Regions from separate parts of the Homo sapiens genome. Here region 2 is linked to region 1. The links are chromatin contacts, found by Hi-C in ENCODE. All regions are on one chromosome and are shown on one strand. Each heading gives the region's core, a stretch centred on a gene start or an enhancer-like site at or near the end of the contact. The rest is flanking DNA. Distances are from core to core; before and after follow the strand shown. Region 1 has its middle 170 kb from the start of CASP4. Region 2 has its middle 110 kb from the start of CASP4.

What was found. A loop is a pair of places that touch in the nucleus more often than their neighbours do.
Region 2: a map of B cell shows a loop between it and region 1 (5-fold over the local background). The contact joins two enhancer-like sites. A Hi-C loop is called at or near these places in 2 of 168 maps with a recorded cell type or tissue (B cell and endothelial cell of hepatic sinusoid).

The regions. Positions count from the first base shown.
Region 1 is chr11:104,797,315-104,800,247 of GRCh38, forward strand. No RefSeq gene overlaps it. Among named protein-coding and RNA genes, the nearest start is that of CASP4, 170 kb to the right of the region's middle. Within about 2 kb of position 1,522, at least 2 of the 41 ENCODE cell types and tissues checked have a DNase peak (open chromatin) inside an H3K27ac peak, as active enhancers do; they include B cell, where a contact is called at or near this core.
Region 2 is chr11:104,857,516-104,860,448 of GRCh38, forward strand. No RefSeq gene overlaps it. Among named protein-coding and RNA genes, the nearest start is that of CASP4, 110 kb to the right of the region's middle. Within about 2 kb of position 1,541, at least 4 of the 41 ENCODE cell types and tissues checked have a DNase peak (open chromatin) inside an H3K27ac peak, as active enhancers do; they include B cell, where a contact is called at or near this core.

The DNA.
Region 1 (2,933 bases), core at 272-2,771:
CGTCCAGGTTCTTGGCATTTTGAACAAAGAATTGGAAAAAGTACACAAACAAAGCAGTGAAAGAATGAAGCAACAAAAGCACAGATGTAATGAAATGAAAGTACACTCCACAGAGTGGGAGTAGGTTAGAGCAAGCGGCTCAAGAACTCTGGTTACAGAAATTTCTGGGGTTTAAATACCCTCTAGAGGTTTCCCATTGGTTAATTGGTTACACCCTATATAAATGAAGCAGTGGGCCATGACCAGTCTGATTGGTTGTGGGAGGGGGCCAATCAGAGGCTGAAGTAAAGTTACAAAATTATACATGAAGACTGGTTGGGGGAGGGGACCAATCAGAGATACTTTCCATTTTTTATTTGGGCAAGGGAGTAGCGTCTGATCCTTTTGTTACTTGGATGTGGAGAGGTGGGGTTTTCCTTCTGATTCAGTTCTAGGAGGTCAGCTCAGTGTTAGGTTCCCTGACTCCAGACCCTATTGTCCTGCCTCACTGGTTCTGGAAAATTTCAATATGTTACCTATATATGGCATATTAATTTTGAAAAAAAAATCAGAGAATTAACATGCCCAGTGCATGTGAACCACAATCAGTGTTGGCTGACCCTGAACATCATATTGGTACAGCAGAAAGTGCCAAACATATTTAAAGACCTGAATAAGGCCACGATAAAGGAGTATGGTGACTTAGCGAAGGAGCTGAGAAGTAGACTGAGTTAGGGTAGATTAAGGTATTTAAGAATCATGCAATGCTGCATGATTTGAAGATTATGGGTCAAGGAGTTTCTGCTGATAATGAGGCTGCAGTAGTCTATGAATTGCAAAATTCTGCTGTTTCTGACTTCACGCCACTGGGGAAATGATTGACAAAAAGTAAGAACATCATAAATCTTGGTAAGAAGCTTGAATTTAGTGAGATGTCTAGAAATATGCTGATGAAATGTTGTCAACACATAGTGAATTGCTTACTATGAAGAAAGACATTCTACTTGATGCTTATCATTGGCCTAAGAAAGAAAAAGAAAGCCATAGCTGTATGTCATGTCTTTAAAAGAAACTACATTATTCAGAGCAATACGTACTGCTGAAATTGATCATAACATGAGCACTTGAAAATATCCACTTTTCAAAAAGCAATTGTAAATGTAGGTAGCTTTTGTAATTGATCTTAAGCATAAATAATGCAAGCTGATAATCATTTTTAGTTTATTCATGTTTTTTTTTTCTTCAGAAAACCCACTTCTGTTATTTTAAGTGCCAAATGAGAATAATGTCCACCGTGCATTTTGATTTGACCTTGTACACTCTTTGGACAGTTTTAACCTCTCTTTTATCAATGCACTCCCAAGACTTCAGTGAACAGCAGGAAAAACCTACTTCCATCTACCTTCCCCCATCCCAAAGTTTATCAAGTTTTTCAAAGATTATAGATTGGTATGACACATTAAGCAGCCTGGGGCTTTTGTGAGTTTAATTTAGTTAGTTAACTGAAACTAGATTCAACAGCACCTTGGACTACAGGATATGGAGATGACAAAAATTTCTTCATTTAAAGCATAGAAAGTAATCCATAGACTTGGGTATTAGGCACATGGAGCACAATTTCTATGTCTGAAAAAAGATTTTAGTTACTTAACCTCTTTAGTAGGTAAACAACCCCAAATAGAGGAGAAACGAAGTTCTGTATTTTCATTCCTCTTTCATTTTCTTTCAGTTTCATTTCTTCTACTGTTTTCTATAGCACATGCTTGGTAATAATTCTATGGTTAAAAAATATAAAGACATGATTTTGGCAATCATTTTGCAGTGTATATGTTTATCAAAACATTATGTTGTATACTTTCAATATATAGAATTTTTATTTGTTAATGGTATTTCAATTAAGCAGGGAAAATATTTTACACAAAAATAAAAGAAACAAGTAACTGAAGTGTGTGTGTGTGTGTGTGTGTGTGTGTGTGTGTGTGTGTATCTATGAAGATGTATTGAGGTCAGAAGAAGTAATAAACATTTCTCTAGAGATCCTGGTGTTCTAGCTAAATGTAGTAACTGATGAAATTTTGAGTTGCTCTTCTTTGCAGAAGGTGAGAATGCATTTTGGTTTCATAAAGCATAGTGTATTACATTAGGACAGGGTTGCTTTATTTCATTTTCATTTTTGAAGTGGAACTATGTGAAAAGGTTTTGTATACTAGAGAGCCAAAAATAACAAATGCTTGGCAGACAAATAGGTATATGGTGGTGGTCACTTATCATGTCCTCTATGACAAGCATCCAGTTCCCATTTTATGGATGGACAATTTCTTACTTGGAGCGTCAGTGGAGATACAGACTGCTTTCTACCATGCAAGCTGAAAATGCCAGATACCAGTTTTCTCAGGGCATGACATGAAATACTGGTTTTCTTAAACTGATTCACCAACTCTGGGCTTGAAATTGGGAGACAAGAGCAAAGAACCCATTCTGCCAGTGTGCAGCATTAGTTGCAGGGACAAATCCCAGAGGCGGCATAGCACAGTGTCCAGTGTTCAGTATTGCTAGCGGCAATTTAAACAGGTTGCTTATGTTCTGTGGAAACTGTAGCAGTCTCTTCATTGGACTAATGTTACTGAGTTTGACTGTGGTCCTATCTGATGACTGTCCTACTTTGTTCCTGCCCAATTTTCCAGGCATGATTCCCTAGCCTTCCTGAAATTTCCTGAGTTATTCAATACACTTTGATAAATATATATTTTCTTTGATAAATATATATTTGATAAATACATGCCTGGGCCAATATCTATAGCTAATAAATAGGAATAATGACAGATTCTGGGTCCTAAAAAGTGGCCTAAAATCTATGAATAGACAATAAATGTGCACTATCAGAGAACTTTCAAAAATAGGAGACTAAATATCTGATCTGTAGTTACATGTGCTAAGCTGGAAGCTAAGATTCT
Region 2 (2,933 bases), core at 291-2,790, 60 kb after region 1:
AAAAAAATACAAAAAAGTAAAAAAAGAATGCAAAGCTCTTCTGAAAGTATACTGACTTGAACATCTTTCCATACATTCCTCTAAATGCATATAACTTAAAATAATGGAACCATAATGTATCTACCTACTATTAGGTACGTAACTTAATTTTGTTTCATCACTTAATCTTCCTAGTTAAACTTTTTGTATTTATTTCAATTTTGACAGCTTAGTTATGCGTCCTCCTGGCAAAGAAAGGGAAAGTAAGGAGATAGATAATTTGAATATATGTACATGCTTCTCTTATTCTTATAACACTCACATCTGTATGACAGTTTATAGTTCACATAGTATCTTCCCATGATTTATTTTATTTAATCCTTAAACTCTATGAGATAAGACAAGGAGGCATTTTTGTCCTTAGTTGACAATGAAAAAAAATAAGGATTGATATGGTGAAATATCCTGCTCAAAGTCACAAAACTGTTACTCAAGTCCTTCATTCAACAAAATTATGCCAGAGACCATTAAAATAAAAATGATTAGAAAGTGATATTTGCTGTTCTCTCTGTAATTCAAAATTTATTGAGAGAAAAGCATATAAATAAGCACAAGCAAATCATTCAGAGGTCCTATAGGAGATGCCTAAACAAGGTAAGAGAGAGTAGTCACTTTTTTTGTTGTTGTTGTTTGATAATAGGCTATGCCTTGCAAAGCAAAATAGAATAATTGTATCATTAACTGGAGAGAGAGAGAGAGACAGAGAGAGAGAGAGAGACTCCAGTTTAAAGGAGATCTGGTGAGAAATGGGGTAATGCGCTCCTTAGGGACTTCTTCTTGAGATATGTACTTACATAGAAAGAAATAAACTTGATGTCAAGATTTTACTGAATTTTTGTGAACAAGCAGAGTTTGTGGACATCTTTTCAAGGTAAAAGCCTGTCATGTAGACAAAATGAAGATGAGTTAGAGAGCTTTACCAAAACACTATAAAGTATGCATGTCATGTTCTTCAATTTCAAAGATTCATGCTGTTCATTCTAACTCAGAAAAACAGGCAATTGCTAAAGAAAAATTATTTTAAGCTGAAATTTTCAGCAAGCTCACAGTAATTTCAGGTATCTTCATAATGGTAGAGAGGGCAAGATGCATCAATATGTAAACTGGCTCAAAGACTGGAGAAATTAATATTTAAGCAGGCGACTGAAGTCTACCCTGTTCACTCAAGAAGTGAAGAGGCAATAACAGGTAATAGAACCCAGCAAAAACAAGGTGCCTTGTGGAGGTCATGGAAATGGAAAAGAAAACCAGTGAAATAAAAAATTTCATGAAAAAGGTTCTAGTCTGAACTGAGAGAAGCCAATAGTACACTGTAGAATTGGATTCAGAATTGCTTTCAAAGTTTTATTCTCCTACTTGGATATGAAATTTTTTTTTTCCTTTCAAATAACAATATGGACTTCTAGTTTTCAGTTTAGCATGTAGGAAATTTGAAAGTCTTTGTTCTAACAGTAAGTAAAAAACGGAACAAACCGTAAAAGCAACAACTCTTCTTAGAGTCATCACAGAAATGAGGTCACAGGGCAAACCACTAAACCCCAAAATGGAGAGACAGACAAGTGGATGCAAAAAATTACAACTTACCAGGACAGAAACCCATAATCAAAAACATCCTTAGAAACCAATGACATAGTAGGGAAAACTGAACTGTAATTGATGAGTTGCTGGAGGCTTAGATTGGAAAAGTTGGAGAGTTGAAAACTCTATGGAACCAAGTAATAGGAGGGCCCTGACACTTTTGTGAGCTTTACTTCTTAGAGCTCTCTATCAGGTTTTTACAGTGCAGATGCGAGAAAATTCCCTGGTGTTTCCAGCATGGTAAAAATGTACTCACTTTTAAATACCCCAGAGCATTCTATTCTTCTTAACGAGGCCTGCCCTCAAGAGAAAATATTTCACCAGAGCGTAACCTATTGCGATTTTATCAGAGCCCAGCTGACCTGAGGAAGTACATAAAGCAAATCCAGCCCTCTCTAGCTTTCACATGGGTGAAAGGAAATAGTCAAATTCAGCCTGTTCTAGCCTTTCAAATGAGAGAAGGGAAATACACAACTCTAGCCACCCCCTCCGCCTCAGCCATCTGGTCCTACTTTTGAGTGGGAGGAGGACTGAGAAGCACTGATGAATTTTATGGTTCAGGGGCATAGGCTCACTAAAAAGACTGCAAGTTAATTATAGGACTACAAAACAGCCCCTTCTCTCCACTTCACCACCACATCCCTAAAGACTTATTTACTGCAGTTCCCTGTGCCCTCCTTCATGTCAGGATATCCAGAAAAAAATTGCAAGGCAATTTAAACACAGTTTAAAGAAAGAGCAAGATTCAGAACCAGTCTCAAAAATGGCAGGGATGTCGGAATTATCAGACCATCAATTTAAAAATACTAAGATTAATAAGGGCTCTAATGTACAAAGTAGACAACGTGATAACAGATAAATAGTGCAGAAAGAGAAATGAAAACTCTAAGAAAGAATTTTAAAAAACGGCTAGAGATAAAAAACACAGAAACAAAGAAAGCCTTTGATGGGCATTAGTACACTGAACATGAGTGAGGAAGGAATCTCTGAACTTGAAGATGTCAGTAGGAACTTCCAAAATTGAAAAGCAAAGAAGAAAAAAAGAACAAAGTATCTAAGAACCATAGACAACTTTAAAAGGTGTAACATAGTCAGACTTTCAGTAACAACATGGTTGAACTCAATAGCATGATAAACCAACTCGATAAAATTGATATCTGTAGACTACTTTATCTAACACAGTAGAATACATATTATTCTCAAGGTCACATTAAATAATCATCAAAATAGACCATATTCTGGACCATGGAAACAGCTTCACAGAATTAAAATAATATAAATTATTCAATGCCTACTCTGAAATCACAATGGAATTA